Linked DNA regions of Mus musculus: region 2 is linked to region 1. A link is a contact called in ENCODE Hi-C or POLR2A ChIA-PET data. All regions are on one chromosome and are shown on one strand. Each heading gives the region's core, a stretch centred on a gene start or an enhancer-like site at or near the end of the contact. The rest is flanking DNA. Distances are from core to core; before and after follow the strand shown.

Evidence for each region. Hi-C counts contacts between places; a loop is a spot of excess contacts on that map. ChIA-PET counts read pairs that join two places held with the same protein, here RNA polymerase II (POLR2A).
Region 2: a map of gastrocnemius shows a loop between it and region 1 (6-fold over the local background). The contact joins the promoter of Cnksr3 here to the enhancer-like site in region 1. A Hi-C loop is called at or near these places in 8 of 37 maps with a recorded cell type or tissue (gastrocnemius, heart and left cerebral cortex). POLR2A ChIA-PET finds 5 or more read pairs at or near these places in 2 of 5 experiments (Patski and embryonic stem cell).

Annotation. Positions count from the first base shown.
Region 1 is chr10:7,114,110-7,120,650 of GRCm38, reverse strand. Cnksr3 (Cnksr family member 3) reads left to right here. Exons shown (of 13, transcript NM_172546.2): 13 at 65-1,589. The coding sequence ends at 363. Among named protein-coding and RNA genes, the nearest start is that of Cnksr3, 95 kb to the left of the region's middle. Within about 2 kb of position 1,812, at least 2 of the 3 ENCODE cell types and tissues checked have a DNase peak (open chromatin) inside an H3K27ac peak, as active enhancers do; they include gastrocnemius and heart, where a contact is called at or near this core.
Region 2 is chr10:7,210,028-7,215,947 of GRCm38, reverse strand. It overlaps Cnksr3 (Cnksr family member 3), which reads left to right and starts at 3,711. Exons shown (of 13, transcript NM_172546.2): 1 at 3,711-4,316. The coding sequence starts at 4,265.

The sequences.
Region 1 (6,541 bases), core at 563-3,062:
GGTGGCAGTGTGGTGTTAGATCTGGGGGTTCTTGTCCTGATAGTTTGTCTTTGCTTGAAAACAGGGGAAGATGCCCTCTGCCGGTACTTCAGCAATGAGCGGATCACACCCATCACTGAAGAAAGTGCCTCTCCTATGTACCGGTTCTCTAGACCCCTGACTGAGCGGCACCTGGTCCGAGGTGCGGACTACATCCGAGGGAGCAGGTGCTACATCAACTCCGACCTACACAGCAGTGCCACCATTCCATTCCAGGAGGAAGGTTCCAAGAAGAAATCAGCCTCCTCATCGGCCAAGGCGTCCTCTGGGGAGCCGTCGCTGCTGGTCAGCTGGCTGACTCGCCTCAAGCTGTTGACTCACTGAGGTGGCTGCTCCACCAGCTTCCTGCCTGTCTCCTGCTAGCAAGTGCCTTCTTCCTCAGTGGACAGCTTCTTTAGACTCCTTCCACAGTGCTCCGTGGCAACTTTACTTCATTCCATTTTTTTTAAGGTTGTATACTGTTGTTCCTGGAGTGTTCAAGTCAACCAGAGGGCATCAAATCCAGTGGATCTTAGGTGCCATCTGTGGAGGCAGAAGGAAGGACAGACATGGCACAGCCTGCCTAGTTCTGCCGTCCCACTGTGGGAACATGGAGACATGCTCTTTAAAGTGTGGTGTTGGTCAGACAACTTAATGTCAGGAATTGGCAAAATTGTTCACTTTTGTTTTCTTGGACAGCGGGGACTGAAATTGATGGGTTTTGTCGCATAGATAAAACCCATAGTCAGTTTGTGGTCCAACTTCTGCATCTGAAAAAGCCAAAGGAGAAAAGCCTTTGCTTTGATTTTTAAAGCTATAGAACATATTTATAAGTATGGCAGCGTCCGCCACAGAATGATGTGTGTGAGGCTCTTTGTAGCAGGGCTTTCTTTACCTACAGATCAGCTGTTACCCGCGCCCAGCCACCCCCCCACCCCCCTTTCAGTAACAGCCTCCATGTAGGTGAGCCAATACACAAATTCACGAGCACGCTTTGATGGAACTTAGCATATGCAAAGAAGTGTGTGCTTTTTGTGAATGGTGTTGCAGTTGTATATGGGAAAGGAGCTATAAGATTTGCTGACAGCCAAAGTGTATTGTTCAGGAAGCAGAAGCAACCAGAGTTAGAGTTATGAGGCATTGGTCAGTTTGCAGTGTTGATCTGTTTGATGTCTGTGTTCGAGGGGGGGGGGGGGAAACCTACAGTCCTTCCCAGGTGTACACATTTTTGCTAATTAGAAATATCTTGGAAAGCCTCATCGTCACTGATTTTCAACTAGGATCAGGTATTTTGAAAATGTGTGTCTGCATATTAACTCTTGTTTAAAACTGAATGTACAATATTTTGCTAGAGTGGAAAAAGCCCTATCTTGTTAATTTAAGTGTTTTAAATAGAGTTGTATATTTTTCTTACTCTTAGTCACACATAATTGAAATGTTTCTGTTTTGTGTCATATGTGAAACCCAAGGAAAAAGAGTATTCAACGTGGTTTCAGATTTACAAGTGACCCACTCCTGGCCGTTGGCAGTGTGGGCACTTATATTAAAGACGGAAATAAATTCTTCCAAGCATTTGGGATTTTATGAATTTGTGGTAGAGGAGCGAAAGAAACAAACGTAAATGACACTACAGAAAAGAAATGTTCCAAGGTATTCCTAGGCAGAGCTGAAGCCCAGCGTCCACATACTTCACCACTGGGATTGTCCAGTGACCTGCCTGAAGTGCAGTGCGCAGGATGACTGGAGTTAGTAAGGCCTCCCCTCCCCCCATCTTAAATGCCTCTGTGGCAGTGTTAAGGGGCACAGTAGCCACCTCTGCCAGTGTCATTGTTTTTACACTTACAACAACATATTCCCAGCAGTGTCTGGGGCACTTCAAGAAACTAATCTGTTGGCTGGGGGTGGGGGGTGGGAGGGCAGCCCCCACAAACAGGATTGAAGAGGCTTCTGTGGTGATTCATTCAGTATATAGCGCATGCCTGTGAGCAGAGTACAGGAAAGGGCAAGGAAGGAGCTGTGTTCCAGGAGCGTTGGCCCCTGCCAGTTTCCTGTTGACCTGGGCTCTGTGCCCAGACACGATGCTTGCTTTGACTCTCTGGTCTGGAAGATGGTTACAGTCCCATTGCTTAATGGTGTGCAGAGCTTCGGACAGCATGGTTAGTGTGATGGGCACTTTTCTCTGCAGATGTCTCTTCTAAATTGAAGGAGCGTCCTAAGAATGGATTCTCAGAACTCAGACTTAACTCTTGTCTGCAGCGCTCAACTCAAATTATTACACCAGATGGTGCCTCCCTCCCACACTCTTCCTGGAAGCTCTGGGGGAAGTCCAGGGAAAGTTCTGGCTTCCTCTACAGCCTCCACAATGTCTCTTTTCTTTGTATTTTCGTCTGAGGTTTTTACCTGAATTATGTTTAAAAACTCTATCGCTGCTAAAGGATTTTGTAAAACTCTGCTTTTGAAATATATAGCAACAGCTAATAGTAGTTCCTCAAAATGGGGAGATATCTTGGTATATAAAGAGCTTGCTGAACAAGGAAAGCGCCAGAGTTTGGATCCCTCCGATCCCTGCAGGTGTGGTAACTCTACACCTCCTGCACTCCCAGGCTGTCAAGATGAGGGATCCCAGGAGCAGGCTGGTCGGCTAGACTGGCTGGAGTCTGCAAGTTCTGGGTCAGTGAAAGATCAGCTTTCAGTATGTACGATGGAAGGGCAGCCAAGGAAGGAACTCGGTGTCTGTGCGCACAGGTCTGCACATGCATGTGTGCGCACAGGAACTTCCTGGTGACTTCCTAGTCCTGTCCAACCTGACCCTACCCCATCACCCCCCATACACACTTTTGTTGTTGTTGTTGTTGTTTGTTTTTTGAGACATGGTTTCTCTATATAGCTCTGGCTGTTCTGGAACTCATTCTGTAGACCAGGCTGGTCTTGAACTCAGAAATCCGCCTGCCTCTGCCTCCCAAGTGCTGGGATTAAAGGTGTGCGCCACCACTGCCTGGCTTCATCCCCCCCCCCCTCCCCTTTAAAGAAATGTTTTTCACTTAAACATTTTTAAATTCTATTTTATTTTGTGTTACTTTAAACATCTTAAAGATTTATATGTTTAATTATGTTCTCCTTCCCCAAGTCCTTCTAGATCTTCTACCCACTCCCTACCTACCCAACTTTAAGTTCTTTCTCAAGGAACAACAACAACAAAAATACAAAAACAAAAGCTCCAAACAAAAAAAACAAAAACACAATCATAAACCAAAAAAAGAAAATCAATAACAAATGAACCCAACCCACCACACTGTAGTCAAATAAAAGTGTCCACACACACACACCAAAACCTGTAGAGTCCACTGTATGTTTGCCAACTACTCCTGAACATGAAGCCTGTCCAAGTGTCACTCTTGGAGAAAACTGATTGTCCCTGTCCCAGCAGGTAAGAATGACAGTGGCTAGGTTTTCCATTCATTCATTCATTCATTCATTCATTCTTTTTTTTTTTTTAACAAAATATGATTTAAGTTAAAAACTATCACATCAAATTTGGACAAGGCAAAGCAGCAGAAGGAAAAGAGCCCAGAGAAGGTACAAGAATCAGAGACCCACTCACACTCAGGAATCCCATAAAAACACTAAGCTGGAAGTCATTATGTATTTGCAGAGGATCACTGCAGACCCCTCCAGGCCCTGTGGGTTTGTATGAGCTTTGCTCACATTGATTTAGACTTAGAGGATCTTGTTTTGCTTAAAGTCCTCCTTGTTTTATAACATCACGACAATCACCAAATGCAATCATGGATGATAGTAGATGCACACATAAAAGCATTTGCCAGGTAGTATGTGATAGGATGTCACAGCTGGAACATAAAGAAGTAAATCATAAATAGTTCAATATGTAACTGCTCCAGCCAGATGTTATAATCAAACAGTGGTACTAGAGATGTAGCTGAAAATTTTATATTCAGAGCAGACAGCAGGAAGAAGAGCCAGCCATTGGGCCTGGCTTAAGCATCTGAGATCTCAAAGCCCACCCCCAGTGACATACTTCCTTCAAGAAGGCCACATCTTCTAGTAGTGCCACTTCCTGTGGGCCTATGAAGCCATTTTCTTTCAAACCACCACCACCCCCAAGAGTTTGAGGGAGTAAATATCTTTAAGTTTGAATATTACCAGAAATGAAGAAACTTTTTGACTGTCATTTGCCAACCTGGAGTGCATTAGGTAGAAATGTAGGCCTAGCTTAGATAGTTCACCTGCTATGTCTGTGTTTTATGTACGTAGATAACTGCTTTATATTTTTTCCTAGTGTGTTAATAAACTGCCTAGTTCCTTTGGGGTGAGTGAACCCAAGCCATTTCCTAGATTATCTGTGAGCGACCATCTTAAAAGGAATTCATACACTTTGATACAGCCACTCTCTGGCTTGGACAATGGTTTTGATAGTCATTTGGGGAATTACTCTGTCTTAGTCAGGTTGAGCTTTGCCACAGCCAAGTATAGAATCTGAGGTCAAGTCTGAGGTGCTGACTGTCTCAGTTCTAGATTGCACACAGCCATATTGGGGTGGGTAAGGGAGAGAGAGAAGTAAGAGGAGAGAGAAGACGTGGGGAGGACAAGAGAGAAAGAGAGAAGGAGGGGAGAGAAGAAAGGTGAGGAGAGGTCAAGAGGAGAGAGGAGGGAAGAGCACACACCGACCTTTACATTCAAGGGCTTGCTCCCTTCAAAGCCAACCCCCTAATGTTCCTAATGGGGCTTAAACCTTCAGCATTGGAAGCTTGGGAGGGAATGTGGGGGCATTCTATGTGTGGTGGTTTAAATATGCTTGGCACATGGGAAGTGCTACTATTAGCAGGTGCGGCCTTGTTGGAGGAAGTGTGTCACTGAGGGTGAACAATGCACACATACTTACCAACTAGAAGAGGAACATCTTTTGATTGACAACTGGCTTGACAAATACCCCAAACCTGATCTTTTCAACATGTCTTTAAGGATGTGGAAGGCCTTGTGTGATGAACCAGGCCTCTAAGGACACAGGTTTGGTAACCTACAGGGACTTTGAAAATGGATTCTCTAACTTGTATTATAGGTTCTTAAAAATCACCACCGTCTTATCTGAAAAGTTCTCGATTTTTATTTCACAGAGATCCTATGTATTTGGGTTTAGAAGTACTTTTAGAAGTAGGCTGATGCCACTGTGTGAAATTTAATGTAAGTAAAGGAAAAATGATTATGTCACGTTGAAGTTTGCCAAAGAGCCCCATTTTTCTCCAAATTTTGGCAGTATAATCTATCCTAACTTGTGTATCATTCTGTATCTCTCCATCGCTATAGAGAAGAGTTTTCTGTTACTTTCCTTCTCAAATGATGACCAATGACCTATCTTTCTGGTGAACAGAGATTAAATTCTGTCTGGAACTAACAAAATAATGCCGCATATCCAACAGACTGCCTGCCGTGTGGAGTCTTTCAGAACCTTTGAGGTTCTCTGTGAATACTTGCATGTGGTTTAGGTTTCCTGAGGTTCAGACTCAGGCTGTATCCTGATAAACCTGCGCACATTCTAAAAGGTCATGGCTCTGTCTCTGAAGTTCATCTTCTGAGTGGATCCTGTGTCCTCAGGCTGCTCCTTTATGACTGACGTCTGGGATGAGAACATAGCAAGTAATATGAGAGGGAAGCTGGGCGCCAACCCTATGTTCTTGTTACTGCACATGTTGCCTGGATGCTTTGATGAAGATGGCTTGTTTTGAGGGAGCTCTCTGTCCTGAGTCTCACGTTTCTTTGAAAGGTTATGGAACTGAAGTTGAGGGAGATGATTCAAAAAGAAAATTTAAGAGATTTTACAGAGTGAGGAAGGGCAGTAAGTCCTGATATCTCAGGTGGTGGTAATCTAACCATCACCCAACCCCTTTGTCTCTGTCTCTGTCTCTCTCTGTCTCTGTCTGTCTCTCCCTCTCTCCCTGTGTAGAGCATTGTAAACAAGGATGTTTGTGTGAAGGATTGATATAAAGGAGAAAAAATATCAAAAAAATAATTAAAAGAAGAAGAAGAATATTCTTGTACTGAATAGACTTGCTAAATGGATTTATAATTTAATTTTGCTACTGGAGGATGACAGTGGTATTTCATTTGAAGATAAATATTTGCCATTTTGACAGATCTTTGTTGGGACATTTCTGATGATTTAGGAAGCACCAGACTTTGTGAGTGTCAGGCTCTGTTTAAGAGCTGCATTCCATTTCTTCAAGTGAGGCTATGCAAGGATAAGAGAGGACGGGCTTGGGGAATTAACAAGGGTGGAGAAAGCTTTGACTTTTGGAAATTGGCATCAAGGAATCAGAAATAGAATAGAGGAATTAGCTTTTGAAGTCAGACAATCCGTCTCATCCACTTACAGACTTTGGTCTTGAAGCAAGTTGCTTATTTCCGTCCTGCAGTTACCTATGACAGGGAAATGATACTGGAATCTACTGCCCAGGCTTCCATTGGTCGAGCAAGAGCATGTAAGGCCCTTTCTCAGGAGCATCTAGAT
Region 2 (5,920 bases), core at 2,462-4,961, 93 kb before region 1:
AACAGCCTTCACACCCGAGGGTAAGAGGCTTAACTATTTGTGGGTGTTGCTTCATATAGCAACTCTTCCAAAATGTGCCTCTAGATCAGAGGTTCTCAATATGTGGGATGTGACCCCTTTGGGGTCTTGTATCAGATGTCCTGAATATAGGATATTTACATTATGATTCATACCAGTAGCAGAATCACAGTTATGAAGCAGCAACAAAATAATTTTATGGTTGGGGGTCACCACCACATGAGGAACTGTGTTAGAGGGTCGCAGCGGTAGGAAGGTTGAGAACTGCTGTTCTAGGTCCTTGAAATTCAGTGACAGCGGTCAGTGTTTCTTTTTTTTTTTTTTTTTTTTTTTTTTAATCAGCTCTTCTGAACATGATTTCAAGTAGTGGAGACAGAGGATGAACACTTGCTGGGCTTGTGCAAAGCTCTGGGTTCCTTTCTAAGCACTGGAAAATAAGTTAACAAAAGGAAGCCTGGTGGGCTACGCTGCTAAAAGCTGCTAGTTTGGAGTCTGAGGCAAAGGATCATCAGTTCATGGTTTACATGGGCCACACACCAAGTTCAAGGTCAGCTTGGGCAATTGACTTAGACCCAGCCTGAAAATAGTCCCAAGGAGACTGGACATCCAGGTTTTTGTTTTTGTTTTTGTTTTTGTTTTTGTTTTTGTTTTTTTTTTTTTCCAAGACAGGGTTTCTCTGTGTAGTCCTGGCTGTCCTGGAACTCTCTCTGTAGACCAGGCTGGCCTCAAACCCAGAAATCCACCTGCCTCTGCCTCCCAAGTGCTAGGATTAAAGGCGTGTGCCACCACTGCCCAGCAAGATTTCTGAATGATCAAAAGAATTCAAATAAATAAGGCTGCATTTATTTCAATGAAAAAAAAATGTTTGAGAGCTTTACCGCCTGGATTATCTGATGGGACGCTTGTGTGTTTAGGGAGATAATTTCATTACTGTGGTGTGAAGCATCCAGGCCCATTGGAGCTGAGCAGAGACAAGCTAGTCAGCAGCCGGGGTAATTTCCCTGACTCATCACTTTGCTGCCAGGTGACATCATAGAGAACACTTGCCCCCTCTGGGATATATGTCTGGTGGAACTCGCAGGATTACTTGCTGTCTTGCAAGCTGAAAGAGAAACAACATGAGTCAATTTATACCTGGGAAAGATGAACTGATTCTAAATAGTCTGATTTGGAAAAGGAACACTGTGACAGAGAGACAACCATCAAGAGAAGGGGCCTTAGGTGAGAGGAGAAGCATTTGAAGCAGCTTTTAAATGGAGTGGCCTTTGAATGCTGCCACATTTCTCTCACTATGGGAAGAGTTTTGAACCGGGAAGGGGCTCGAGTCTTTTTACTCGTGTGTTTACTCAGTATTTATAGTAATAACTTTGTCTCTAAAGTGCTTAGGTCCTACTTCTCAACTAATACCAATAAATTTTGAGAGACTCAAATTATTAATGTGAAACTGATTCCCAAACTCGCTGGTCCATGTCCCCTCTATACCCCCTTGGTCTTTGTCTTCTGACTAAAGGTGACAGAAGAAAACCCTTCCTGGCAAAGTCCCATGATATCCAAGAGTCACTAGCTGTGAGATCTTTAATCTTCTTCATACTCAATTCAGTATGGCAGGAGCATTTACAACATATTTTGTTGATTGAATAAATGACCTAAACACGCAAGGCGGCTGGCCAAGAAAAGGAGATGCAAGGAAACACAGAAGACTGGGTTCTTGTATCCACACTGTAACATATCAAATTCAGTCAAAAGCTTTGTCCATTTCCTAATGTTGGAGGAGCCCTGGCAGCATCAAGGCAGAAAGGAGGAAGGGTGCCCCTGCTGAAGAGTGTGGGTACCAAGGAACCACACCACCAGGGACAAGCAGGAAGAAAACTGGCAAGTGTATAACTGATCGCTTTTGCATATACACCAATTTCCATAGCTGCTTATCTAAAAATCCCTCCTCTTTGATGTGCCAAACTTTCTATGTAAAGTTTACATCTGGGCTGGCAGTCAGCACACCCTAGAACTTTCACAGGCTAACAGCTATAATTAAGGTAGAAGGCCTTATTTACATAGCAATTAGCCTGCAGGACTGGAGGAGTAAACATGTTGCTAATTCATTTAGATAGTTAATTGGTCAGAGATTTTTAACTTGGCTTTCTTTGCATATTCTGCTTATGCGCCGAGTATAGATTGTGTTATCTGTGGGATGAAATTCAGCAAACTGGACTCTGGAACTCCAGCTTTTAATGCAACAGATGCAAAGGAACAAGAGAACATTGTCAAACATCAAGGAAAATTCTACAGCGAAAGCATTTGATAGCATTTGCTCCTCTTTGTGATTCCAGGGGTTATGCAGCCAGATTCATCGTCTTTCAACTTCGTTACTACTGTGTCCCCTTTGGAAGGCAGCACTGTTTATAGATGAATTACTTGCTTGGTCATCTAATCATATAGCTATTTTCGAAACTGTAGGCACAGTTCCCACTGTGCAGAGGTCAAGATGGTTAAGGAAAGACAGATGTCAAAGATCATTTCTTAAAAAGAGGGCAGCTACTCTACCAGGAATTTTCTCATGGCCGGTGTCAAGTTTCTGGGTTGGGTAATTACTCTTGGTTAAAAAAAAAAAATCGCTATTTTTGATAGTTGTACCTCTCCATTGCATAGACGAATTGCTCAGGAAGGCTAAGACAGTGTGTACGCTGTACACCCAAAACACTCACTATACAACAGATAGCTGGGTGCTAGCAGTGATTCTCACGTGTAATAGAGAGCAGCTATCCTAACAGAGGAAATATGAACGCAGTGGTTGGTGCAGGGAAAGCAACTGCGGGTATTTACTGAATCAATAAACACTAGCCACTCCCTTACTTCAGAAGATAAGTAGTTGGAAGGGGAAGATCAGATCCAGCTCAATATACCCCAATAACAAGCAGCTTCCTCCTTGGATAGGGTTAATAGTTGCTCAGGGGAAGATGGAAATCAATAACTATAATTGAAAGAAGACTTCACTAGGGCCAAAAGAGTGTCTGCATGTGTGTGGGAGGGAGGTAAACACCGGTTATAGGGTTTTCCCCAGACCCGCGCTCTGCTTCCAAATTGAGGCTTGTAGTACAGAAAGGGCTTTCCTCTCCCTGTCAGAGGCTGAACTAGGCAAGGTTCTCTCTTTTTTTCTTTTCTTTTTTGGCTCGCTGACAACTTTCGCCTCAGGGTTAATGACTAATCTGAATCGAGCGTTAGGTCATTTTGAAAATATGACTATTACATTATGTCAAAACACAACTCAAAGAGCTGCCATTCTGGTGTTATTAAACCGAAGAGTTGATACACTGTAGCGGCCTTGGAGCAGTGGCACACCGCCATCCATTTGTCCAAAACACACACAACTGGCCTACTTTAGGAAACTTAAAAGGCTGAATAGCTAAGGCGAGATTGCGACTCGAAGCTTTTAAAAACGAGAACAGACACATCTCAAACCAACACACAAAGACAAAAAAACCTGTTTACAGGATTCAGCTGCCACTAAGCTGGGACCTCTTCGGAGCCAAGCGGCTCTCCAGGACTCAGGCTGCAGCTCCAGCCCACCCCTTGAAGAGGAAAAGTAGATCCCTGGCGTCCGGAGCTGGGACGTAGGAGGGAAAGAAACCGGAGTCTACGTCATCGCGGCCCCGCCCCTCTCACGTGTTGCTCCCGCTCCGCCCCGCCCCCTCTCTTATTCCGGCAGCGCCGAGCGGAGCAGAAACTTTGCAACCCGAGCGCGCACGCTCCGCTTTTTTCCTCCGCCCGGGCGGCCCGCGACGGTGGCGCAGGAGGTGGGACCCACTGGCGGGAAGGCTCGAGGCGGGGGCGCACGCGGAGTGGGGACCTCGGGGACGGACACCGCTCGCAGGAGCCGCGGAGGGCCAGCCGACCTAGAAGTTCCCGGCCAGAAGAGTCCCACGCCAGGGCAGCCCCGGCCTGGGGTTTGAGGTTGCAACCTGCTCCCGCTGCTGCGGTGGTTGCGGAGAAGCAGCTGTAGCAGAGAGCGGCGTCGGGGGAACTGCATCTGGACAGCGGTAGCTGCGGGGAGCAGCCGTACGGGACATAGCTGTCCCGTGCGCAGAGACCCAGGGCCGCGCTTCCCTCGCAGAAACCGCAGCGCGATGGCCCGCTGACTGCGGCCATGCAGGCTTGAGCGGACTCCCGGCACACGCAGGGGACAACCACGGGCGCAGGCTGCAGGACTCCTGTCGATTGCCTAGCCCAGCGGACAGCGAAGCTGCTTACCATGGAGCCCGTGACCAAGTGGAGCCCCAAACAAGTGGTGGACTGGACTAGAGGTGAGCGAGCCGTGGAGGACCCCCGCGCCCTACAGCCGGGGAGATGGGGCGGGCCAAGAGTTGGGCACTGGAGTGCTCTGCCCCTCCTGCCGGCGACAAAGCAAACTTCTACTGAGCGGCTTGTGCGTCTCTTTCTGGTGCGCCTGCTCCGATCGGTTTCTTTCGGTGGGGGTGCGCGTTGACTGCAGCCGACTGGACACCTATATTTAAGTCAGGGAGCTATGGGATGGCCTTTCCGTGGAAGATTGGCTGGGAATGTGGGGCTTGGGATTTGGCGCCAGGGCACTCTCTCTGCCAGTTCGGGTACGGTGGACTTGCTGCCTGTAGCCAAGCGCAGAGGCACAAGGCGTCTTTGTGTGGGTGACTGCCCCTGGCCCTGGATCTAGTAAAGGCTGCGGGCCCAGAGCAGTTCGCGGGCGTGACCTGGCAGTTGGGCAGGTAGACGAAGGCTCCTGCGGCCAGCCCAGCCTGTTTGTTTGGGTTGGAGAGGGCGAACGGGCTTTCGCGCCTGCGAGGACCCTAGCGCCAGGACTCCCGCAGAGGCAGGGACTCAGCTCTGGAGGCGCCAGGACCCCCAAGGGCGCAGCGTTTTGAGGCCAGTTAAGCACTGAGAGGGAGCCGAGTGTCTGGACTACAGTCTGGTTCTGTACAGTACTCGGGAAGAGGAAACTCAGTGGGTGCTGGACGGTGTAGCAGGAGTGGAAGGGTCCCTGTTACTTTATCTTGTCTCTCCCGTGATTGCTAGGGATAGTTGCTAGAGTTACTCAGCTCTCTTTGACCTCTTTCAATAGTACAAAGTTTACCGAAATCAACCAGTGGAATCTCAGGGGTCCCACCTCCTCACTTCAACATCTGTTTCAAGTTATCCACCCCTGCTCCCAAACCCCCATTGGTCTTCCAGGTGAAGACTTGGCTAAGCACTCTCTCTCCCTTTGTTTTTGTTCGTCTCAGTAGACGTGAGTAGTCAGTGATGCTGGTGTGTTCAGATTATCTTTCAAGCTGCCCTACCCGTCTGTGACAATGGAAACCCCATCCTGTCATTTCTCAAGCCAGTGTCTTATATAGGTCACTGGAAAGGGGCTGTCCAGGTAGTGAAGAGTCTGGTGTATGTCTGATTATCCCTGGCTTCTGGAGGAAAACACAGAATACTGTCTTAGGAAGTAGGTTTTTTCTATCGGCCAGACTTTTCCAGGACTCTCAAAGTAAAGCCATGGGAAAAAGGATGACTACATAGGCCTGAGTGACTCTGGCTGAGTGAGCAGTAAAACATGGTTAGCAGCAGTAGACTTAAGTTATTTTAAGCCCCTTCCCTTAACTTGAAGTGTAACTTGTACTGAAGACGGTACCAGGTGCTCCAGCTAGCTTGCTGAGAGGAAGCAGATGGCTTGCTTGACTACCATGGAGGGGTCCTCAGAGCCTGCTGAGCCAGTAGCTACATTTACTCTCAAGTCCTTGACATGTGGCTGATTGTTATTGCCAGGTACTAGGTATGCAATGCACAGGGTGTCTGGAGACTCAGTGTGAAGAAGGAGTAGAAAATATTAACGATTTTCCTACTTATTACATATCGATGAGATGGTATTTTGAATAAAATATACTACTAA